7 separate regions of the Homo sapiens genome follow, and regions 2, 3, 4, 5, 6 and 7 are each linked to region 1. A link is a contact called in ENCODE Hi-C or POLR2A ChIA-PET data. All regions are on one chromosome and are shown on one strand. The core of a region is the stretch at or near the end of the contact, and the rest is flanking DNA. Distances in the headings are between cores, read along the strand shown.

What was found. A loop is a pair of places that touch in the nucleus more often than their neighbours do. ChIA-PET counts read pairs that join two places held with the same protein, here RNA polymerase II (POLR2A). Pooled maps may share reads with other maps.
Region 2: a map of CD4-positive, alpha-beta T cell shows a loop between it and region 1 (5-fold over the local background). The contact joins the promoter of SCAND1 here to the promoter of RALY in region 1. A Hi-C loop is called at or near these places in 2 of 168 maps with a recorded cell type or tissue (CD4-positive, alpha-beta T cell and naive thymus-derived CD4-positive, alpha-beta T cell), 1 of 37 single-sample maps with no recorded cell type and 11 of 50 pooled maps. POLR2A ChIA-PET finds 5 or more read pairs at or near these places in 8 of 52 experiments (CD4-positive, alpha-beta T cell, CD4-positive, alpha-beta memory T cell, CD8-positive, alpha-beta T cell and 5 more).
Region 3: a map of naive thymus-derived CD4-positive, alpha-beta T cell shows a loop between it and region 1 (17-fold over the local background). The contact joins the promoter of TM9SF4 here to the promoter of RALY in region 1. A Hi-C loop is called at or near these places in 1 of 168 maps with a recorded cell type or tissue (naive thymus-derived CD4-positive, alpha-beta T cell) and 8 of 50 pooled maps. POLR2A ChIA-PET finds 5 or more read pairs at or near these places in 1 of 52 experiments (PC-3).
Region 4: a loop to region 1 is called in a map of CD8-positive, alpha-beta T cell, with 17 times the contacts of the local background. The contact joins the promoter of PHF20 here to the promoter of RALY in region 1. A Hi-C loop is called at or near these places in 1 of 168 maps with a recorded cell type or tissue (CD8-positive, alpha-beta T cell), 1 of 37 single-sample maps with no recorded cell type and 7 of 50 pooled maps. POLR2A ChIA-PET finds 5 or more read pairs at or near these places in 1 of 52 experiments (activated CD8-positive, alpha-beta memory T cell).
Region 5: a loop to region 1 is called in a map of GM12878, with 15 times the contacts of the local background. The contact joins the promoter of ASXL1 here to the promoter of RALY in region 1. A Hi-C loop is called at or near these places in 2 of 168 maps with a recorded cell type or tissue (GM12878 and gastrocnemius medialis) and 13 of 50 pooled maps.
Region 6: a loop to region 1 is called in a map of CD14-positive monocyte, with 13 times the contacts of the local background. The contact joins the promoter of SPAG4 here to the promoter of RALY in region 1. A Hi-C loop is called at or near these places in 3 of 168 maps with a recorded cell type or tissue (CD14-positive monocyte, CD4-positive, alpha-beta T cell and naive thymus-derived CD4-positive, alpha-beta T cell), 1 of 37 single-sample maps with no recorded cell type and 14 of 50 pooled maps.
Region 7: a loop to region 1 is called in a map of CD8-positive, alpha-beta T cell, with 15 times the contacts of the local background. The contact joins the promoter of MMP24-AS1-EDEM2 here to the promoter of RALY in region 1. A Hi-C loop is called at or near these places in 1 of 168 maps with a recorded cell type or tissue (CD8-positive, alpha-beta T cell), 2 of 37 single-sample maps with no recorded cell type and 10 of 50 pooled maps. POLR2A ChIA-PET finds 5 or more read pairs at or near these places in 5 of 52 experiments (B cell, Caco-2, HepG2 and 2 more).

What each region holds. Positions count from the first base shown.
Region 1 is chr20:33,991,965-33,995,160 of GRCh38, reverse strand. RALY (RALY heterogeneous nuclear ribonucleoprotein) reads right to left here and starts at 1,250. Exons shown (of 10, transcript NM_016732.3): 1 at 1,030-1,250. RALY-AS1 (RALY antisense RNA 1) reads left to right here and starts at 794. Exons shown (of 2, transcript NR_109886.1): 1 at 794-956; 2 at 2,256-2,673. RefSeq lists silencers at 530-859, 1,080-1,129, 1,190-1,319, 1,500-1,609, 1,780-2,029 and enhancers at 1,807-2,333, 2,270-2,349.
Region 2 is chr20:35,952,756-35,955,951 of GRCh38, reverse strand. It overlaps SCAND1 (SCAN domain containing 1), which reads left to right and starts at 1,450. Exons shown (of 2, transcript NM_033630.3): 1 at 1,450-1,504; 2 at 1,613-2,328. The coding sequence starts at 1,668. The coding sequence ends at 2,207. It also overlaps a transcript of CNBD2 not described here. RefSeq lists enhancers at 883-1,092, 1,193-1,392, 1,473-1,732, 1,853-1,932.
Region 3 is chr20:32,108,026-32,111,221 of GRCh38, reverse strand. TM9SF4 (transmembrane 9 superfamily member 4) reads right to left here and starts at 1,508. Exons shown (of 18, transcript NM_014742.4): 1 at 1,467-1,508. The coding sequence starts at 1,481. RefSeq lists enhancers at 502-1,244, 1,408-1,587, 1,245-1,989, 992-2,191.
Region 4 is chr20:35,770,315-35,773,510 of GRCh38, reverse strand. It overlaps PHF20 (PHD finger protein 20), which reads right to left and starts at 1,496. Exons shown (of 18, transcript NM_016436.5): 1 at 1,432-1,496. RefSeq lists silencers at 1-44, 1,049-1,428.
Region 5 is chr20:32,356,696-32,359,891 of GRCh38, reverse strand. It overlaps ASXL1 (ASXL transcriptional regulator 1), which reads right to left and starts at 1,561. Exons shown (of 13, transcript NM_015338.6): 1 at 1,060-1,561. The coding sequence starts at 1,116. RefSeq lists silencers at 862-1,021, 1,262-1,311.
Region 6 is chr20:35,614,104-35,617,299 of GRCh38, reverse strand. It overlaps SPAG4 (sperm associated antigen 4), which reads right to left and starts at 1,471. Exons shown (of 12, transcript NM_003116.3): 1 at 993-1,471; 2 at 60-164. The coding sequence starts at 1,296. RefSeq lists an enhancer at 1-265 and a silencer at 696-1,425.
Region 7 is chr20:35,276,686-35,279,881 of GRCh38, reverse strand. It overlaps MMP24-AS1-EDEM2 (MMP24-AS1-EDEM2 readthrough), which reads left to right and starts at 1,760. Exons shown (of 15, transcript NM_001355008.2): 1 at 1,760-1,836. It overlaps MMP24 (matrix metallopeptidase 24), which reads right to left. Exons shown (of 9, transcript NM_006690.4): 9 at 2,884-3,196. MMP24OS (MMP24 opposite strand) reads left to right here and starts at 1,760. Exons shown (of 2, transcript NM_001355003.2): 1 at 1,760-1,873; 2 at 1,950-3,196. The coding sequence starts at 1,953. The coding sequence ends at 2,168. EIF6 (eukaryotic translation initiation factor 6) reads left to right here. Exons shown (of 7, transcript NM_002212.4): 6 at 135-316; 7 at 676-964. The coding sequence ends at 685. RefSeq lists silencers at 1,581-1,800, 1,891-2,110 and enhancers at 2,241-2,410, 2,531-2,630.

The sequences.
Region 1 (3,196 bases), core at 1-2,500:
TTCATCCACAGTATAGTGGACAACGGCCCAGAAGTCAGGGAAAACCCAGAGTTATGCCCCTAATTAAATGGTGTGACCCAAGGCTAGGTAAAAATACCCTCTGCACTAAGAGATGATACATGCTCACACCAGGAAATATTAATAAATAATAGGTACTGGCACCACTCCTTTGCACTTCTGTGGCTACTGTGACTTGGAGAAAATTACTTGACCCCTCTGCGCCTTAATTTCTGCTTTTGTAAATGAGGATAAACCAGAAGGCCGTTGTGAACATTAAATGAAATAAGGCTTGGGAAGTTCCTGGGTGAAGTCTCATTAAATGTTCCCTGTCGGTGTTAAACACTTCTTTCACATATTAGTTCCCTCCCTGAATCCACGAACACCCCGCAAAGCGAGTTTCCTTCTTTCCCCCCATGTCACCGAGAGGCAAACTAAGACTCGGCCGCCAAGGAGGCTGAGTGAAACGCGGATACGGCCCCAGTTCGAGGGCCCGTTGTTGTTTCTCTCCGAGCCCAAGGCGTGCAAAGAGCCCAGAAGAGGCGGGAGCCGAGGCAGGACAAGCTCTGCGCGCCTCCGGGAGCCCGTAGACCCAGTCCGGGTTAGGAGAGCCGGAAGCAGCCGCGGCCGGGCCCGCCTGCGGCCTCCCCGGAGCAGCCTCCGTTCCCCTCCCTCCGCCCCTCGCCGGGCGGGGCGGGGCACGAGCACAAAAGACTCCAACTTCCGAGCGGGCGCGGGCCCACCCAGCCAACTACTGGCCCAGACTTGGCCCGCGGAGAGAGCAGACAGGGAACGCCGGGAGCAGGACCGGGCGCGGAGGGCTGGGGCCGGGGACCCGGGGCGGCGGGTCCGAGTGGGAGAAAGGAGCGGCGGAGGGGGCCTAGAGTTACTCGGGCTCCCGGGACTCCCCGAAGGGCAGAAATAAGTTTCTAAAAATAGGCAGCGGCCTGCCGGAAGAAGTGAGTGAACGGAAAGGCACAAAGCACACACCCTCCCCGCACCCCTAAGGAGACGCCCGCAGTCCCCACTCACCCGCGCCGAGAGGTCTGGAGGAAGCCGCGCGGCTGGGAAGGAGGCGGTACTGCCGCACTCGGGGACGTAAGGGAGGGAGGAAAAGGGCGGCTGCGGCGGGAAGAGGCTGGGCACACGCGCGGGAGTCGTCGTCGTCGCCGTCGCCGCCGCTACCGCCCCCTCAGCTTCTCTGGGTTCCGCTGCCCCGAGCTGGCGCCGCTCGCGCGCCCCGCCGCACTGACAGCGGCGCGAGCCCCGCAACCGCGAGCCCTGCCCTCGGCCGGCACCACTGAGGCGCGCGGGGGTGGGGGCACCCGGAGCGGCTCCCCGCAGCTCGGCTCCGCCCGCCGCTCCGGCCCTGGTTCCGGGCTCTCCTCCTTCTCTGTCTCCTGGGAAGGACACGGTGACACGAGCACGAGGAGTCTGCAGCCCCGCCCAGAAACAGCCCGGCTTCCCAGGCGCATGGGCTCTCCCCACCCTCTCAGCCTGGCTTTGGAAAGGTCCAGAGCTTCGGCGGGGACGGGAGGAAGGCGGGGCCAGGGTGGGGCCTGAAAGGGAGGAGGGACTGAGACGCGGCTTGGGGAGGCGGGGCTGGGGCGGGAAGAGGGCAGCTTGCACAGGTTTGGAGCCGAAGTAGGGGCGGAGCTAAGATGGTGATGAGGCCCTGGGAAGAGGGTCGCCGGACCAGTGGGGAAGGCCGTGCAGGAGATGGAGAGCCGGGAACCAGGACAGCGCTTGAAAGGAGATGCTGTGGGCGGGGCTAAATGGAGAATCGCCCAGAGGGCGGAGCCACGGGTGGAGGGAGGCGGGGCTGAAGAGAAGCTTAGAGTGGGAGGAAGATGGAAGCGGGCCTGAAGGAGGCGGGCCCGGAAGCAGGGAGGGGAGGAGGGGCCCCGGGGGTGGCTACTCTGGGCGGGTGCCGGAAGGAGGCGTGCCCCAAGGAAGGACTGAGGGGTGGTGCTTGAGGTGGGCGGGGCCTGGAGATGGCGCTCAAATCTGCAGGCTGTGGGCGGTGCAGGAGGGATCCGGAAGAGACGAGGCAGGAAGAAACTCCTGGTCCTTTCGCTTTTAAGGAACGTGCCACCTAGACAAGGTGAGGGTCGCTCTTCGCTGCCTAATCTGGGACTGGGCGGAGAGGCCGCGCTAAGGGTGATCTCCGAAAAAGATGCAGGAGATGTTTTATAACTTGATCCAGGTGCTAGTCCTCTCTCCTACACATTTCTCCTGTCGGGATTTCTCACTTTCAGTGTTCCAGCCTCCGGTGAACCAGTCTTCCTAGTGAGAGCACGAGAAGCCCGTTGTCCTTCATTCCTCAGCTATGGATTTCCCTGAAAGTTGAGAACTGACCATATTCTCGATGCCTCCTCCGACCTGTGATTTCATGACTCACATCGCTTCCCCAGAACCTGCTTAACAGACGGGATTCCTGAGAATGGAGCAGAGTTTGAATTCAGAGTCCTGGCTTTGCCATACCAGCAGTTATAATTGTCCTTCTGTTGTTTGATGACCTCCCTGCCCTGCTTCAAAAGGAAGAGAAATCAAAGAGTTGACGACCCTGAGCGCAAGGCCTGGGACGTTCTTCCCCAAACTCGCTTTAATATCACCTTCTCAAAAGAACTCTTCCCTGAACACCTTGTCTCAAGATGTTCTCTAGTTTGTCTTCTTGTTCTGTCATTTATTTGTCTGTTCATTGTTTGTGTGTTTTTTGAGGCGGAGTCTAGCTCTGTCGCCTAGGCTGGAGTGCAGTGGCACGATCTCGGCTCTCTGCAACCTCTGCCTCCTGGGTTCAAAGCGATTCTTGTACCTCAGCCTCCCAAGTAGCTGGGATTACAGGCGTGTACCACCATGCCCGGCTAATTTTTGTATTTTCAGTGGATACGGGGTTTCATCATGTTGGCCAAGCTGGGCTCTAACTCCTGACCTCAGGGGATCTGCATTTGAGGATAAACCCTGTCTTGGCTCCTCCCTGACGGGGGTGAGAAGTAGCCCTCCTGGAATTGCCTCAAAGCCCCCGGTTATCACCAGTGTTCTCGGTTGCAAATTACGAAACATAAATAAACTCAGACTAACAGATGCAGCAAAGGAATTTATCAGGAAGGAATGGGGAGCTCCCAGAACTGATGGGAAGGCTGGAGAACCAGGCTCAGAAAATGCACTGAAGTGGTGAGCGCAGAGGCTTGAATGTTGC
Region 2 (3,196 bases), core at 201-2,700, 2.0 Mb before region 1:
GTCAAGAGTTCGAGACCAGTCTGGCCAACACGGTGAAACTCCATCTGTACCAAAAATATAAAATATTAGCCGGGTGTGGTGGTGGGCGCCTGTAATCCCAGCTACTCGGGAGGCGGAGGGAGGAGAATCGCTTGAACCCGGTAGGCGGAGGACTCAGTCTCAAAACAAAAACAAAAACAAAAACAAAACTATTTGTGAGTCAGCTACCAAACAGAAAACCACCTGGCCGAGGGCTGTCAGGGCCACGTGCTTTTACCTACATCATCTCACTGAATTCTCAATTACCTCTGAGAGGTAAGTTCTATTACATCCACATTTTACTGATAAGAAAACAGTAGCTCAGAGATAGCAAGCAGTTTACCTAATAAAAACAAGAGCAAACTTCTTAAAAGCCCTTTCTCTCCAACGGCTTAATTTATTTAATCCTCCTAACAACTCTGAGCTGGGTATCGTCAAAGGGGATTCCACCAAGGTAGCCTCACTCCAACACTCTAACCCAAGGCTGCTCAACAGAAATATAATGTAAACTGCACATGCAATTTAAATGTTTTTAGAAGCTGCATTTAAAAAGTAAAAACACAGGTGAAATTAATAACATTTTTATTTGACCCAATATATGCAAAACATTATATTCCAACATGTAATCAGTATTAAAAAGTATTGAGATAATTTTTACATCAGTTTTTTCGTACTAAGTCCCGTATTTTACAATATAGCACATCTCAATTCGCTATATTTCGAGGGTTATCAACTAGCTACGTTGCAAGAGCTGAGTCAACTCAGGAGGCCAGCGGCCACCATAAGGGGCAATGCATTTAGAGTTCACTTATTAAATGCTGACGTTAACAGAACCCACAGAGCCGCATTTCCCTTGGTTTCGGAGGACACGCGAAAAATAACAACAGCAAAGGGTTCTCGAGCATCTCCTTCGCGCCAGACGGTGTGTTGTACTTTGTCATCGTCGCAGTAAGGCCGGTGCTATCGCCCTCCTAGTTTGACCAAGCGAGAGGACTTTCTCCAGATGGGCCCCTCCCGAGAGAATGGTCGCCGTCCCGCTCTCCTGTTCGGGTCACCACCGGCCGGGCGCCACTCGAACGAGCCCCGGCCAGCCGTCACCCTAATCATTCCCGAAGGAGGGGCCATCAGAGCTACAGCTCATCAGGGTCAATCAGAAGGGGCGCCCGCACGCAAAGGTCACCTGCAAACCGAAGCGGCGCACGGATAAGGTCCGGGACTTGAAGTCTATCTCCAAACATTCAGGCTCCTCCTCCGACTCCTCCTCGAACTGGCGCTCAGAGGCGCCACCATTCGGAAGGAGCCCAGGCCACGCGCAGCTCGCCCTCCCGCACCGCGAGGGCAGCAGCCGCCTCATGCGACTCGAGAACGCTAGAGGGCGCCGCTTCCGGGAGCCCGCAAGCGGCTTCCGGGTGCTCGCGCGCCGACCTGGACGCAGAGAAGCCAGAGACTTTCGCTTCCGGCTGCCGCAGGCGCTTCGCTGGTGCAGGTAAGCTCCGCACACTCTCGGCCGGTCCCGAGTCCGACTCCCTCAAGGGTGACGCGAGCTCTGCCCTTTAACCGGAAACGTCTCCCTGCTCACCCCACCCCCGCGCAGACGCAGTGCTGAGCACACAGCTACCGGACAAAGAGTGACGCCCGGAGCTGGAGTTATGGCGGCTACGGAGCCGATCTTGGCGGCCACTGGGAGTCCCGCGGCGGTGCCACCGGAGAAACTGGAAGGAGCCGGTTCGAGCTCAGCCCCTGAGCGTAACTGTGTGGGCTCCTCGCTGCCAGAGGCCTCACCGCCTGCCCCTGAGCCTTCCAGTCCCAACGCCGCGGTCCCTGAAGCCATCCCTACGCCCCGAGCTGCGGCCTCCGCGGCCCTGGAGCTGCCTCTCGGGCCCGCACCCGTGAGCGTAGCGCCTCAGGCCGAAGCTGAAGCGCGCTCCACACCAGGCCCCGCCGGCTCTAGACTCGGTCCCGAGACGTTCCGCCAGCGTTTCCGGCAGTTCCGCTACCAGGATGCGGCGGGTCCCCGGGAGGCTTTCCGGCAGCTGCGGGAGCTGTCCCGCCAGTGGCTGCGGCCTGACATCCGCACCAAGGAGCAGATCGTGGAGATGCTGGTGCAAGAGCAGCTGCTCGCCATCCTGCCCGAGGCGGCTCGGGCCCGGCGGATCCGCCGCCGCACGGATGTGCGCATCACTGGCTGAGCGGTGGAGCTGCGGGCGGCCAGGGCCGGGCGCTCTGTGCGGACTGGGGCCATGATCGGGCCCGGGGGCCTGAGCCTGGGACCCCACCCCGTGTTAATGAAAAATGAGTTTTGGCAGCGCCTGTGGTCTGGTGTGTCTCTTTCATTCGTTCTTATTGGGTTTATTTTACCAAGCCTGTTTCCTACCGCCTTTCTGGCTGGTGGCGAAACGAAGTTGGGAGTCCGTAACAATAAGGCCTTCGTTGGCTATAGTGGGATCTTTAGATGTTGACTGAACCTAGGTTATCCCTCTACCACACATGGGAAGTTTTTCACCTGGGCTCCCAAGGACCCACTTGGGTTTCTTACACGCAAAATAGCTGGCTCTATTAAATGCTCACTTAACTGGCTACCTCTATACCAATATGGGCACCAACTTGCACCTGCCCTTTGGGTACAGGCTTCCCAAAATGTCCAAGTTACTGGGCCATTTTAATGTGAAGTGTTTACTGCACACCTTCACAGAGATAGGCTAGTTCTTGTGAGCTCTGGCTTATGCCGCCAGGCTTGCTCAACTTCCTTGCCAAATTTTAGGCCTGTGGTAGGAATAAAGCAGAACTAGTTGAAGTAATGGATTATTTACATTACTGAAGCTACTCATTTTAATGTCTCTCCGGCTGGCTCCCTTTTGGTGTTTAAACTAGCATAATCGTTTACAAAGGGAAGAAAGAATTTGGCAAATAATGAGGACCTGTTCTGAAATCTTAAACCTACTCTGTTTCCAGAGGCTTCTGCCCAACCAGGAAGGAGCTAGTTAGGGTCCATGGACAGCTTGGATTGGTCCCAGATAGGTCCTATTGCAGTGAGTGCCATTTGTTAATATAAGGAAGGCCAGACTTGTCTTCCTTGCACTGCTCTCAACAATCAAAATCAGCCTGCAGTTCACACCACAAAGCATGAGTGAGACTGGGCTGGAAGTTGGTGAGGGGCAATTTGCTTTTGAATATTAAA
Region 3 (3,196 bases), core at 259-2,758, 1.9 Mb after region 1:
TGCCCCACTCGTGGTTCAGCCTGAAGTCTGAAACCACAGAAACCAGGTAAGGCCATGAAATCTTTTTACCTGACCTCTGAAGTTCTAAATAAGGAATCCCTCATTAAACAAAGGTAAGTTCTCAGTCAGCTAAGAGAAGGAGGGAAAATTGCTACCAGTCAATAATATATCCCTGTTTGGAGAAAACCAACACCAAATTATTTAAGCCAGAATCTTCCTTTGCTAAAGTCAAATGTCATTTCCTTTTCTCTGAGTCTTCCTTGTCATTCACTCCCCGGACGAAATTATCTGCTGAGGAGGCAGTATGCAGGAAGACCCAGGAAATCATTCTGGACTAAGTGACTTCAATTTTAGTTCTGGTCTCTTGACAAGCAGAATTTGAACTAAACTTTTAGAAAAAGGGCCAGTCCTTCAAAGATTTACTTCCAAGGTTCTGCACCAGGAGCCCGCAAGCTCTGACCCAACTTCCAAGCATGGCTATTTTACCTCCACCCTCATCCACACACAGACTTCATCCCAACATATAGCTTCATAATAAAGAGCCTTCATCCCTAACGAGCTGTGTGGCCATGTTGGGGAATGGGAAGGAGAGCAGTGAGGTGGGGCTATTAGTGTTTTTCAAAACGTAGTTCACAGACCACCTCCACTATATAATCACTAGAGTGCTTATAAAAGGGCAGATTCCTGGGCATCACCTAGCCCTATGGAATTAGAATCTCTGGGAGTGGGGCTGCTCAGGAAACTGCATTTTTAGCATGCCTCCCCCTACACACCTCGAGATTCTTATGCACAGTAAAGTTTGAGAACCAACAGGGTAAAAGGTCCCTAAGAGAGGGGCAGGGAGTTGACTGAGAGAAGACAGGAAGGGCAGGGAAGCCTCTAGGGATGAAAGATGGGGGTGGGGTAGGTGAAGGCAAGCTCTGGGGTAGCGGCAGTCAAGGGGGTGCGCGATGGGGACAGCTATGAGTGTAAGTGAGGACAGGGCTCTGAAAAGGATCTGAGGCAGCGCTTGGGCTGGGAGGGTGGTCAGAGGAGAGGTCACATCTGCGGACTGGTTATGATGGTGGGGAGGCGGGGAGAGCAGGGTCTGGACGTGACGGGGAGGAGCAAGGATGAGAATAACGGGAGGGGGTCTTCAGAGGGGTCAGGACAGGGAGGTGAGAAATGGAAAATGGGGCTCACAGTGGGCGGAGACCAAAAGTAGAATGGGAACCGGCGAAGGCAGCAGCCGAGGTCTTCCTCCGAAACGGCGCCTCCCCCAAAACTCGGGGCCTTCACAAGCCTGAGTGCAGGGGCAGGGCCAGGGAGGTGGATTTCGGGGAAGACAAGCCCAGTCAGAGGTAGCCCTCAGGCCTGAGTCAGGGGTCCCGGAGGTGGCTCAGGGCCAGGCATGGGGTGCTGGAAGATCCTGGGATACCCCGGAGGGCCCCGCTCCAGCTCCCGCTCCCGGAGTCTCCTTCACTCACCATCGCCGTCGCCATCTTGGATCCACGTGTCGCCGTAATGACGTCAGCGGAAGTGGTGCTCCCTGGTTACGGAGTTTAACTCCACAAGGTGGTCGTCTGGCTTCAACCGCTCCTGTAGTGGCGGTCAGCAGAGGGGAAAAGGAGTCTTAGCTCCTGCTCGACAGTCTGGTCTGGGAAAGTAAGGTCGCTGATTAGGTGAAGAGAGAGAACGGTGTAACTAAGGAAGCCATATTAGCTCCTGGCAGAAACTGAGCCTCCCTTATTCCCGCTGCATTGTGGGTAATGGGGGTGTGCGAAAGTGCGCTCGTGCTCTCAGCGCCATCTTTACTACTGGCAGGAAGACCCATTGCCAGGGTTACCTGAGACCTTGATTTGAGGGAAAGGGTGGGCACTGGGGCTCCAAGAGCAGTACGACTCCAAGAATAATTTGTAATTATATATTTAAGTATTTGTTTGATTTTAAGTATTTGTTTGACTATCCTATATCCTCTTTAGTAGACTGTAATCCCCATGAGGGTGGACCCTGTTTTTTTGTTTGTTCGTTTTTTACCTTGCTCTTCCTCATTCCCATCTGTGAAATGGGAAGGGGGTTGGTTCATCATAGGCTTGTGATGAGGATTCAGTGACACAGTATTACATAGGATGTATTCAATAAATAATTGTCAGTATATGTTTATGTATACTCCTTTGGGCTTGTGGTAGATGCCCAATACATTATTTTTTAAATGAACGAGTGAAAACCAGCATATTCAGTGGAGGGAGATATCTCTGAATGTGGACGTCATGCACTAGCTTAGTGTGTGACTCCAGACAAGTCACGCAATCTTCCTAAGCCTCAGTTTCCAAATCTGTGAAAAAGAGACTCAAAGAATCATGGTATTAAGGTTGGGAAAGAACTCAAAGTTCATTTGACCCATGTATATCACTTTAAACTGAATACAGTACCAGTGCTATCTTAGACTGTTTTAAAAAAGCTATTAAAAGAATAATAATGATTAATAATAATCATCAGCACTTGCCGAGCATTTTGTGTGCTGCAGCACTTAGCATTATGCTAACAGTTCATTAGACTCTTTTTATCTAATTCTAGGGGGCAAGGGACAGTTGAACTCTGATCCCCACCTATGGGCACCACTGTGGTGGATTTTCTGCAAAGATGGCTGCCACGTAGTTCTGTCCGTCCTTGCATGATGAGCATACGGTTTCTCTCCTCAAGAGATAGACTCTGTTTTACCTCCTGTTGAATCTGGCTGGTCATGTTGGTTGCTTTGACCAATAGGATGTGCTACAAGTGATTCTGCCAGTACTGAGCCTAGGCCTTAAGAGGATTGAAAACGTCTGATTCTACCTTCTTGGTTATAAAGAAGTGTAGCTACTCTGCTGGAAAGGCACCTGGAGAGAGAGGGAGGCCCAGCCAACTCCTCAAGACATTCTAGAAACTACAGCTAAGCACTATAATATGTAACTGAAGTCATCTTGGACATTCCAACCCCCACTGAGCTACTAGCTGAATGCAGCTACATGAATAACCTCATGAACACCATGTGGACCAAAAGAACTGCCCAGCTAAGCCCAGCTTTAGAGTGGGGTGGTTTATTATAGATCATTTCAGTAATAGATCATTGAAACACACACCCATTAACTCTTGTGACCTGCACAACCATCCTGAAGATTGGCAGATTGGCTATTAACCCCAAGGAGGAGGAAGCTTGAGAGACTAGGGGGAATTT
Region 4 (3,196 bases), core at 247-2,746, 1.8 Mb before region 1:
TTCAGGAGGTGTGACTCTGGGAAGTGTGCTCAGAAGAAAAGCCCGCAGAAGCACAGAGAAAAGTGCCGTGCTGAACAAAGATACGCACTCGCCAGAGGAAGAGGAAATGGGTGCACTGACCAGACTGGGGAAAGCACCTCAAGGGGAGTGTGGCTCCAAAAAGGGAAGGAAACTGAGGAATGAAAATGTCTTGGATGACAGAAAAGCTAAACAGGGTAGGAAGGCATGCTCAAAACCACAGACCACTCGCCACCTGGAAATGAGAGGACTCACAAAAAGGTGTGCCCCCCAAATTTAAGAAGCATCTGGAAAGTGGCTGCACTCTGAGAGTTGTATAACTAAAAGGGGTTCACCTCGTACATTTGGGGGGCACAAGAAACAAATATACTCCCAGATATGAAAATGAGTCTCCTTCAGGAAATAAGGTAGTTTGATTTGGGGAACACGTGAAAAGTGTGTAACCCCAATAATACAGTCTCGGGAGAAGGCAGTGAATTCCCTTATTTGTGAAACTGGAAATAAGTACCCATAAACTTCAAAATTTGGACATTGTTTTCGGCCCAACCTCAGGTTTGAAGGGCTGAGGAAAGGAAGTGGCCCCTAAATGTAAGAAATTCCAGAAGGCATGCTGTCAGATTTGGGACCTGGAAAAGGGGAATTCTTCCTTGGAGTAGAGGGGATACAAGAAAGTATCCCAAAACTTTAGCTAATGGACCCCAGATCTGAGGACCCGATAACAGGGTGAACCTCTAAATTGGAACGGAAATGCAGAATCAAATTGGAGGCCCGAAAAAAGGAATGTGCTCCCACTTTGGGGGCTGACGGAAGAGGGTACGCCCTAAATTTGGGGGGGGGAGGGCTTTTAGAAATTTAGATAAAATTCCAGAGCTAGAGCTTAAGAAAGGGGGTGTGCCGCCCAGTTTTCAAAACTATAGAGAAAAGGGACACTCCCATATTTGGGGTCTTGAGAAAGGAATGTGCTCCCCAGAATAGGATAAAAAAAGCCAATTTTAAAAAACATATTCCCAAAGCGCAAGGCAATAGCAGAGGCTGCTGATGAGGCTCTAGGTGCCCACACAGCTCAGGCTCGGGCCCTAGGGCTTACCCGCACCCCCAACACGGCCCGCTCCGCGCCCCGGGCCCGCACCCCACGGCCCAGCCCCCTCGGGCGGCGCTGATTGGCGGCAGCCGCCGCCACTCTTGCGGGTAGCCCCGGGGATTGGGCACCGCTCGCACGCCCGCCACGCTCTCAGCAGCAGTCCCAGGGCCTCCCTCCAGGCTGGGCGAGCGGGGCCAGGCGGGGAGCGGGGCCGGGCAGGGGACCGAAGCAGCGGTGGCGTCCGTCGCCGTCCCCGCCCGCACGGCGCGCGCGCAGCGCGGGCCCGGCCCAACCCGGCCCGGCCGGCCGGCTTCGCCTGGCCGCGAGCTCACCTCACGGCCCCACTCCGGCTGCGCCGCTCCAGGACCAACCGACAGAAGGACTCTGCGTGCTCTGCACCACGTGACCCCCGGGACGCGCCCAGCGTATGCCCCGCCCCCCACACACACGCATCATCGCCACCACCGAGTGACGTAAGGTCCCAGCTGCCCCGCCCCCTGCCCCGTCTGCCCGATCACTGTGGCAACGGCCTGCGCAGGCCACGCCCACTACCCTGACGCGCGGGAAACAGGCCCGCGCCCTAGCAGGAACACGAAGTCCCCACTCACTCGTAATCACTGAGATCACCGAAGCCGGGGAATGGACGCTATCCATCACCCGTTAATTTTGCCACCTAAATGCGTCTCAAAGCTTCCCATTTCTCCATCGAAGCGACCACCATCTCTCTCCAAGATGAAGATGGTTTCCACCCTATTACTCTTCGCCGTTCTAATCCATTCTTCGTACACCGGCAGAGAGGTCTTTTCAAAACGCCATCCCCTGCTCAAAGCTCGTTTCCCTCCCTACTCCGGATTAAGATCTAACTCTTCACCTAGACTATCTACCAGGCTCTTCAAAGTCTGGACCTGACCTGCTGCTTTCTTATCCTCACGAATCCAGCTCCCCCACATTCTCAGTGTCCTTCAACTCCGCTAACAATCCAGGTTCTTCTCATCTCAGAGCCTTTGCACTCATTTCTCCCCCACTTTATCATTAACTCCTAGAAAGGTTTCCAATTGCTGCTAAGGATAAGGAGCTGTATTTTCTCTGGGGACGAAGGTCGGAGTTGAAGCCACCCCAAAAGAATATGAGACCAGGAGCAGTGGCTCACGCCTGTAATCCCAACACTATGAGAGGCTGAGGTGGGTAGATCACTTGAGCTCAGGAGTTCGAGACCAGCCTGGGCAACATAGCTAGACCCCCGTCTCTCCAAGAAATACAACAATTAGCCAGGCGTGAACGTGCGCACCTGTGGTCCCAGCTCAACCTTCTGAGTAGCTGGGACTGCAGGCCCATGCCACCATGCCTAGCTAATTTTTTTTTTTTTTTGAGACACGGTCTCACTGTGTCACCCAGGCTGGAGTGCAGTGGCGCAGTCTCGGCTCCTCATAACCTCCACCTCCTAGGCCCAAGCAATTCTCCCACCTCAGTCTCCCAGATAGCTGGAACCACAGGTGTGCACCTGGCTAATTTTTGCATTTTTTTGTAGAGACGCAGTTTCACGATGTTGCCCAGGCTGGTCTTGAATTCCTGGGCTCAAGCAGTCCACCCACCTCAGCCTCCCAGAGTGCTGGAATTAACACCGTACTTGGCCACTTTTTTTTTTTTTTTTTGAGATAGAGTCTCGCTCTGTAGCCCAGACGGGAGTGCAGTGGTGCGATCTTGGCTCACTGCAACCTCTGCCTCCCGGGTTCAAGCAATTCTTTGCCTCAGCCTCCCAAGTAGCTGGGATTACAGGCGCACGCCGCCACGCCCAGCTAATTTTTTATATTTTTTTTAGTAGAGACGGGTTTTCACCATCTTGGCCAGGCTGGTCTTGAACTCCTGACCTCATGATCCGCGCGCCTCGGCCTCCTAAAATACTGCGATTACAAGCGTGAGCCACCGTGCCCGGCCGAGTTTTTTTTTTTTTTTTTTTAGAGACAGGGTCTCACTTTGTTGACCAGGCTGGTCTCAAACTCCTTGGCTCAAGTGATCCTCCTGCCTCAGCCTCCAGAAATGCTGGAATTACAGGCCTCAGCCAGCAAATCCAGCCTGAGGGGTGCTTTTTAAACCAGG
Region 5 (3,196 bases), core at 312-2,811, 1.6 Mb after region 1:
TTAGTATAACCTGTTACTACTGGTATCAGCAGATAATTACCCGAATATGTCTCAAAGTGTCTGAGCTTTGTGGGAGTAATCCAAAAGGAAGCTATTTCACCTGCAAGTCCTCTGACGCTCTGAACACAAAATTCACAACCCCCATCGGTTGAACGAGACGGCTTCAAACACTCAAGTTACGCTCTCCCTTGCTAAATCCTCAGTGAACAACGTCTCCCAACAGAGATACTTTGTCTTTGTCCAACATACATTCTTTGCAAAGTGGATTCAGTTCTCCTCAAAATACCAATTTCCAGTCCAGCTTCTGAAGGCAAACAGCCCAGTCTGCGTTTCTCAAAGTGGGGTCCGTGAGCCACTGCGTTTGAATCACCTGGGAAGCTGGTGAAAGCGCAGATTCCCAGGCTCTATCCCAGACCCTGAGGCTCAGCAGGTCTTACGAAGGGCCCTAGGAGTAGCGTTCCTAACCGCCTCCCAGGTGTCGCCCACAGGACACTAAAGTTAGAGAACCGCTGCTCAGGGTTCAAGCTGGGAGTAAGCACTTGCTTCCCTCCACGCACCTGGTTTAGATTGGGAAAGCTCAACATGCCATTGGCGTCCTTGAATGTGGGGTCGCTTTTCCACCCCCGGAGTCAAAGGCACCACCCCATTACCCACCAGGAAGCGAGGGAGGAGCTTCCGACCCTTCCCGGAAACCCAACTCCCCCGGGTGAATGAACGAAGCTGCCCCAGACCCCCAGACGCTGCCAAATAGTGGGGGAGGGGACGCGGGACCCCGCTGCCCAGAGTGGGAGGAGCCGGCCTGCCAGCTCGCCCCTCCGCCGGAATTTAGCTGCGCGGGGCGGGGGGGGCGCGAGGGCGAGCGGAAAAAGGCGCCACATCCCATCCCGGCGGAGCGCTCCCCACCCCTCGCCTTGCGGGGCTGTCCCGTTCTTAAAGGAAGATGGCCCCGCCCCCTCCCGCGGTGGGCAGGGCCTTGCCCCTCCCCCCCCAGTGGGGGGGTGCGCGGCGAGCCCCCCCCACCCCGGGCCCCACGGAGCCCCCCTCGGCTGTCCGCCTCACCAGGCGCGCGGCCTCGGCCCACGTGCGCTCCTTCTTCTTCTTCTGTTTGTCCTTCATCCTTCTCCCCGGCGGCGGCGGCAGCTCCACGCGGGACCTCCGGGCTGGGCGGGCTGGGGCGGTGGCGCGGGGCTGGGGCGGCGGCGGCGGTGGGGGGGGCGCGTGGCAGCGGCGGCGCGCGAGGTCTCGGGTGCGGCCGGGGAGAAGGGGCGGGCACGCGGGGACCGGCTGGCGCGAGAGCGGCGGTGGGGGAGGGGCGGCGGCGGCTCCACGCGCCCGCGCTGCGTCAGTCGCCCACGGCGGCAGCGGCGGCTGCCCCGCGATCGCTAAGGAATGCGGCGGCTCCGCATAACCACGGGGTCAGAGGTCACGGCTCCGGCCTCCGCTTTCCCGCTCTGCTGAGGGACTGAGACAGGACCGACGGCGGGGCGGGAGGGCGAGACGCGGCTTTCCCTTCGGCGCCCGGGTGCGTGCGTGTCTGCCGTGGGTGTGTGTGAGTGTGTGTGAAGAGTGAGGAGGGGGAGTGTGGGGTTTTTTTTTTTTGAACAAAAACAAACCGAAAGGGCGCCTGGGAGTCGTAGTCCCAACGGCCTCTCTGGCCTCCCCCGCTCCGGAAGAATATGGCCGCGTGAAGCGCGTGGACCACACTTCCCGGCGTGCCCGGCGGCCCCCTTCCGCTCTCCCTCTCGCGTCCTCCGCCTAGCACCGACCTCAGCTAGGAACGGGGACGGGTCGCTGTTCGGGGAAGGGGCTGGGTGGAGTCTCGCGAGGTGCGAGAACTGGCTGGGGGCCTGCGGGATTCTGGGAGGCGATGCTGGGAAGGGGCGGTGGCTGGGCTCCCCCGGCCACCCTTAACCCCTTCGGTGCTTTTTGCTTCAGGACCTCCTGGCGGGTGCGGGTGGGGAGTGAGGATGGGGAGCTCGACTCGCAGTTCCCACTTCGTGCTTCTCCTCGCCTAAACGGTTCTTACCTACACTTCTCGTAGGGGACGAGAGGCAGGACTTTCCCTTTTGGTCACCTCTAAATGACTCACTGCCACATAATAATGAGACAAAAAGACCCTCATACCAGTAAAACGGTTATTCCACGGCTGATGGACTTAGACGGTTCTTCATTTCTTCCTGTGCTTTCAGGCCGCTGTGTATTTGCAGAGCCTGCACCAGCAGCCTAGAGCGTTCTTAGGAACTTGGTGATATGTTGACGGGTCGTGTAAAGAACTTGGACTCTGGGGCCATACTGACCAGAATGCACCTGAGGGCGTTTTTAGAGGCAGTACCCTGGAGAGAATTCAGGCCCTGGAGTCCAGCGGACCTAGACTGGAATCTTGGCTGAGTCACTCCCTGGCTGTCCACTCAACCTCTCTGAGCCTCAGTTTTCTGATCTGCATTTGTCTTGTATTTCATGGCATTATTGGAATTAAAATTAACATACAATTCTTGACAGATTGGAAGAGGATGTGAAGGGAGATCTTGACATTATCAGGTCCGTATGATATGGCGCCTGGCATAGAGCAAATGTTTAATAAATGGTAGCTGTTATTACCAGCTGAGAAACAATAGGCAATATACTTAGCCTCTCTGAGCCTTAGTTTTAGAACCTGAAATGAAATTCAGAGCGCCCAGCACATAGGTTTTCTGTAACTATAGGTTCAGTCGTTGTCCAGAAACATTTCTAGAGTCCGTCCGGAGTTGGATTGATGCCAGCTCTTAAAAACTATGAAGGCAGGATCAGTGGCCACATTTAAACGGTTTCCCTGGGTGAGGAAACACACTCTCCACTCCCTAATGTTAACACGTAGCGAGAGCCAGTATTGATAGGAGACCATTATGGTGTAGCCCAAACTCTAACGCCAAGGGGTTCAGTGTTTTCTGCTTCTAATACTGGTCACAGAAAACTTGTGAGTCCGGTAAGCAAAATCCTACAAAGGGAAAAGACTGCAAGTTAGAATAAGACACCTCTTAAAAATCTCTCTAGCTTTACCCTGAGAGAAAGGAGGAACTACTGTCCCTCAAAAAACTGTTTGCCTTGATTTTTTACAAAGGATTTTTAACTTCTTTTTTTTCAATCTACGGCTGATACAGTACTCTTTGGCAAGTCATTTGGCTTCTTTCCGATGTCTTCTGAAGTAGCTTTACTGCCC
Region 6 (3,196 bases), core at 222-2,721, 1.6 Mb before region 1:
TGGAGTTCGGAGAGGGGAACCCGAGGGTCAGAGGGGATCGCAGCTGGCCTGGCCCGTACTCAGAAAGCTCTTGAACACCCGCGGGGGAGGCATCTCCTGCCTCAGATCCAGGGTCGGGAGAAGGTCGAGCGGCTCCTCAGAGACTACTGGAGACCCAGTCGGTTCTGCGGGAACCCAAGGGCTCCACTGGGGCCTTGCGGACCACAGACCTATTTTCCCCTCGAGACCGGGCCGCAGATTGCTCAGTCCACAAGCCAGACAGCTGGGAAGTCTCTCACAGGCTTTGGTCCCACCGCAGCCCTATCCCGGCTCCAGCTCCGCCCTCTGAAGCCCCGCCCCTCAGGGAGGCTCCGTCAAGAGTTGGTCTCCTGGCCGGGCGCGGTGGCTCACGCCTGTAATCCCAGCGATTTGGGAGGCCGAGGCGGGCGGATCACCTGAGGTCGGGAGTTCGAGGCCAGCCTGATTAACACGGAGAAACCCCGTCTCTACTAAAAACACAAAAATTGGCCGGGCATGGTGGCGCACGCCTGTAATCCCAGCTACTCGGGAGGCTGAGGCGGGAGAATCGTTTGAACCCGGGAGGCGGAGGTTGCGGTGAGCCGAGATCATGCCATTGCATGGCATGGGCAACAGGAGCGAAACTCCGTTGCAAAAAAAAAAAAAAAAGAGTTGGTCCCTCCCCCAAACGGATGACCCGCCCCCAGCCTTAGATCTTGGTGGAACCCAATTGTCCTGGGAGCCACTCACGCTAACATTGAGGCCGCGCCCCCTCAGTGGCACCCAACCACAAGATTTTCCCCGCCCCTTCCCATAACCGTCCAGGACACCGAGGCTCCGCCCCTTAAGGGATCTCATTTAGCACCATCCCTTTACCCTACAGGACCCACCTTGTAGGAGGTGCCCAGATATCATCTTAGCCCCGTCCCCGCCCAGCACCGCCCTTTAGGCCCCGCCCCCTCCACTGGCTCACCCGGGGTCGACCCCGCCCGCACCCGAGGCCCCGCCCCTCACGGTTGCCGCGCCACAGGCTGTCTGCCAGTTGTGGCTCCGAGGCGCTGGCTTCTGCTGAGAGCTTCCTGCCCATGTGGTTCCTCCGGGCACTCCCGCGCTCAAGGCGGGCTCACCGCAGCTCGGGCCCCGGGCTCTTCTGCCCTCGGGCTCCCCAGGCCCGGGCTCCGCTGACCGGAGCCCTTTGCTGTCCTCCGAGGTGATGCTCATTGAGCTGTTCTCGCTGAAAAAGTTGGGCGTGTGCTTGCGCGAGGACGAGGCCGAGCCCGGGCGGGAGCTTCGCCGCATCCTGACCCCCTGCTGCCTAGTCACTGACGCTAAAGCCGCCGCTGCGGTCGCCAAGGCCCTGGGGCCTCCTTCAGCCGCTGCGCGCCGCGGGGACCCCACGGACCCTGCGTGAAGTCGGCAGGCCCCGCGGCCGCACCTGCCCTCCCGCTGTGTCCCGGCCGGCTGCTGACGTCACAGAGGAGCCTCGGTCTCCGCGGGCTGCCCTGGCCGCGCGTCACGGAGCTGGCCGTGACGTCACCTGGAGCCGTAGCCATGGCAGCCTCTCCTTCTGACTTTGTTGTTGTTTAAGAGACAGGGTCTTTCTCATTGCCCAGGCTGGAGTGCAGTGGCCTGATCATAGCTCATTGTAACTTCGAACTCCTAGGCTCAAGCGATCCTCCCGCCTCGGCCTCCCAAAGCGCTGGGAGTACAGGCGTCAGCCACCGCGCCCGGCCTCTTTTACAGCAAGCGATGATGTCACAGCACTTCCCAGAAAACCCCATCTAAAATGGCACTCAGTCTATAACAGTTTTTTTCTTTCTTTCTTTCTTTCTTTCTTTCTTTCTTTCTTTCTTTCTTTCTTTCTTTCTTTCTTTCTTTTTTTTTTTTTTTTGAGATGGAGTCTCATTCTGTTGCCCAGGCTGGAGTGCAATGGCGCGATCTTGGTCCACTGCAACCTCCGCCTCCCGGGTTCAAGCGATTCTCCCGCCTCAGCCTCCTGAGTGGCTGGGATTACAGACATGCACCACCATGCCTGGCTAATTTTGTATTTTTAGTAGAGACGGGGTTTCTCCATGTTAGTCAGGCTGGTCTTGAACTCCCGATCTCAGGTGATCCACCCGCCCCGGCCTCCTAAAGTGCTGGGATTACAGGCATGAGCCACTGCGCCCAGCATTTTTATTTTTATTTTATTTTTATTTTTTGAGACAGAGTCCTGCTGTGTCGCCCAGGCTGGAGGGCAGTAGTGCAATCTCGGCTCAGTGCAACCTCCGCCTCCCGGGTTCAAGCGATTCTCCTGCCTCAGCCTCCCGAGTAGTTGGGATTACAGACACCCGCCATCATGCCTGGCTAATTTTTGTATTTTTGTAGAGACGGGGTTTTACCATGTTGGCCAGGCTGGTCGTGAACTCCTGACCTCAGGTTATCCGCCTGCCTGGGGCTCCCAAAGTGCTGGGATTACAGGAGTCAGCTACTGCGCCTGGCCTCTTTTAAAGCAAGTGATGACGTCACAGCACTTCCTAGAAAACCCCATCTAAAATTGCACTTAGCAAATACCAGTTTCTATCCCCCTTCCCTGTTTTGTTTTTCTCCTCAGCACGTGTCACTAACATGCTATATATTTCATTTCTCTCTTTCTTTGAGATGGAGTCTCGCTCTGTTGCCCAGGCTGGAGTGCAGTGGCATGATCTCAGCTCACTGCAACCTCCATCTCCCGGCCTCAAGCAATCCTCCCGCCTCAGCCTCCCGAGTAGCTGGGACTACAGGCTTGCGCCACCACACCCAGCTAATTTTTGTATTTTTTGTAGAGATGGGGTCTCGCTATGTTGCCCAGGCTGGTCTTCAACTCCTGAGCTTGAGTGATCCACCCACTTCTGCCTCCCAAAGTGCTGGGATTACAGATGTGAGCCACCATGCCTGGCCCATTTATTTATTTCCTTATTGCCTGCCATGCCCACTAGAACATAAACTTAATCAGGGCACAGATTTTCATTCACTACTGTATCCTCCAGCACCTAGATAAGCCTAGCATGTAGTAGGTGCTCAAATATTTGCAAATAATGAATGTTAAGAAGGAGCAGGGCATCACTCAGGGCACTTCTAAATACTTAGTCCCCTTTGCTCTGCAAGCCCTTCAGCCCCCTCCTCTCATCCTAGACATCAGGTCAGAGAGCTCATTCAGGATCTGTGGGTCCCTCCTCCA
Region 7 (3,196 bases), core at 511-3,010, 1.3 Mb before region 1:
GGAGTCTGGGTCATTACCTGCCACAGTTTGGGACTGGGGCTGCAGGTCAGGGAGGAGCAGGGTTTGGGGAGAGTCTTCATTGAGGAGGGAGAGAATTTGGTGCCGTGACTCACATTGAGCCCATCCCTTGGCAGGCGGGGACTGTGAACCGAGGCAGTGAGGTGATTGCTGCTGGGATGGTGGTGAATGACTGGTGTGCCTTCTGTGGCCTGGACACAACCAGCACAGAGCTGTCAGTGGTGGAGAGTGTCTTCAAGCTGAATGAAGCCCAGCCTAGCACCATTGCCACCAGCATGCGGGATTCCCTCATTGACAGGTACCTGGGGCCTCTCCTTTCTTCTGCTCAGGGTTGGGGGTTAACTTGCATTTTGAGAGTATGGGGAAAAGATGTCATCTAGAATGGGAGCCTACCAGTTTGTTCTGGTAGCTTCTCGAGTGTGAGAGCATATCTGTACACTGCTGAGCAGATAAGAGCCAGCATATTCAAAAAATATTTCTTGAGCATCTGCTAATCCTCATCTTTGTGGTTTTTCAGGGCTAGGATACTAGAGCAGTAGCTGCTTGAGCAGCTTGTCAGAGCTGGTCCCGGGATGAGGGCTGAGGCAGGCACCTCACTTGAGAGTGAGGTGGGCTCTGTGAAACAGCTACTGACCGTGCGCTTTCCTTTCTCTTCAGCCTCACCTGAGTCACCTTCCAAGTTGTTCCATGGGCTCCTGGCTCTGGACTGTGGCCAACCTTCTCCACATTCCGCCCAATCTGTACCGGATGCTGGCAGGGAGGTGGCAGAGAGCTCACTGGGACTGAGGGGCTGGGCACCCAACCCTTTTCCACCTGTGCTTATCGCCTGGATCTATCATTACTGCAAAAACCTGCTCTGTTGTGCTGGCTGGCAGGCCCTGTGGCTGCTGGCTGAGGGTTCTGCTGTCCTGTGCCACCCCATTAAAGTGCAGTTCCCTCCGGGCCATTCTGAATGTGATGTTTGGGGCCCTCAGCCTGTGTACAATCCCTGCACTCTCCAGTTGTTCCAGCATTCTGGGAAGATAGGGTGGGATGAACACAACACACACCCAACCCAGTTCACCACCTCCACACACGCCATTCCCTTCTCCTCTACCATCAGGATGTGAGGCTTCATCCTGGGGCAAGAAACACTCTCCACTACAGTTCTCCTTTTTTCTTTTTTCTTTTTGAGGCAGTGTCTCCCTCTGTCACCCAGGCTGGAGTGTTGTGACGCAAGGATGGCTCACTGTAGCCTTGACCTGTTGGGCTCAAGCGATCCTCTCGCCTCGTTTATTTTTTTGTAGAAACGAAGTCACTGTGTTGCCCAGGCTGGTTTATACTCCTGAACTCAAGCGACCCACCGCCTCGGCCTCCCAAAGTGTTGGGATTACAGGCGTGAGCCACGGCGCCCGGTCTAGTTCTCACAGTTTTCACCCGACTTCTGCGCCGGTCTTCTCTGGCCTTGAAAGGCAGAGAGTCCGTTCCGATTTTCCCCTGAGCTGGGCAAGTCCCCTGTGAGAGCTCTGGGGCATCTGGCTTCGGGGCATTCTTTGACTAAGGTGGATGGAGGTTGCAGGTCTTTTCCTGGGTGGGCGTGGGGCGGGGCAGCGGGTTCCCAGCGTCCTCCTGGCCTGGGCGTCTTGGAGGCTGTTGGGGTGCATTCCGTCCCCTTGCGCGGGGCGGGGCCTTGAGGCGCTGGGGCGGGATTGGCGGGGGACGGTCGCGGAGCCCCGCCCCGAAGCACAGGGTCGAGTCCCTTCTTTCCGCTCCAACGCACGGAGGGTGAGGTCGGTACGCGGTGGTGGCGTCACGGCGCCAGCTCCTCCCGACGCCGAGGTGGGTTCCGGGAGACCCGCGGGTCTGGCTGCGAGAGGTGAGGGCAGAGCCGGGGCGGGGCCCTAGCGGGGTGTCCCGGCGACCCAGACCTTAAAGGGCTTCTCTTCTTGCAGACCATGGGGGCTCAGCTAAGCGGCGGCCGCGGCGCCCCGGAGCCTGCGCAAACCCAGCCCCAGCCCCAGCCCCAGCCTGCGGCGCCGGAGGGCCCGGAACAGCCCCGGCATCCGCCCCAGCCCCAGCCCCAGCCCCAGCCCCAGCCCCAGCCCGAGCCCAGCCCGTGGGGGCCGCTGGACGACGTGCGCTTCCTCATCGCCTGCACTTCCTGGTACTGACGGCGTCCTCCGCAGGATGTCGCCCGTCTGTCCGCCGTCCCCTGTGGTTCTTGCCTGCCTTGTCTCCTCTCCCCACGTCCCTGCGTCTCTTACACCCCCTCCCACCCGAGGCTCCCCAGAGATAGCAGAGAATTCGAAGAGGTCGCCGGGGACTGGAAAGAAGTCCCGGCAGGGCCGCCTTCGCAGTCTACACCCCAGCCTGCTTCCCAGCCTACACCCAGACCCAGCTCAGACCTTCGTGACCACCCCATCCCTTTCTCCGGCTGGCTGGGTCGGGGGCATCCCTCTCTGTCGCTGGCTTCCAGAGGCAGGACAGGCCTCCTGGTAAGCCCGCAAAGTTGCTGACCTCCTGACTTCGTCTGCCTTTTATTAATATCTGTATTGCTGATAACCGTGCTCTTGACTATGTGTCCCAGGTCATGTCCCAGGTCATGGAGAAGCCCGTGCCACAGTGACCCTCCCCATACTCCTGGGGGGGCTGCTCTCCATCCTGGATCGTAAGGAGGCATCATCAGGCTGTGTTCCTGGAACCCCAATAACCCTGGGCCCCCAGGGCCAGCCTGTTGTAGAGGGAGGCTATCTGACCGCCGGTCTGGCAGAGGAGATGGGTGGGCAGCTCCCAGACACCCCAAAGGACCCGGTTCTCTTCCCAGAGCGTCCTAAGGTTACTCTTGGAACCTGATCTTTGTTCCCTCATCCCAGGGAAATGACACACTCTGTATTTCTGTTTTATTTAGAAATGATTTAAAAAACATTATACAAAGGCTGATCAGTTTAAAATGTGACTGACACTGAAATGCTGTGATGTCCCCCAGGCTGAGGGGAAGCTAGGCTCTGGGGCCCCCAGTGCTTTGCCCCTCTGTCTGCCCTGTCCTGGGGTGATGGACAAACAGATGACCACAGGCAGGAGAATCTGAGATTGGAAGCCTCTAGGCTGAGCCCTCTGGGCCTGGCCCCACATCCCTCACCTCTGCAGCCTGGGCTGCCTGCCTCCATCTCCTGTTCATTCTCAGCTGGCCTGCCAGGAG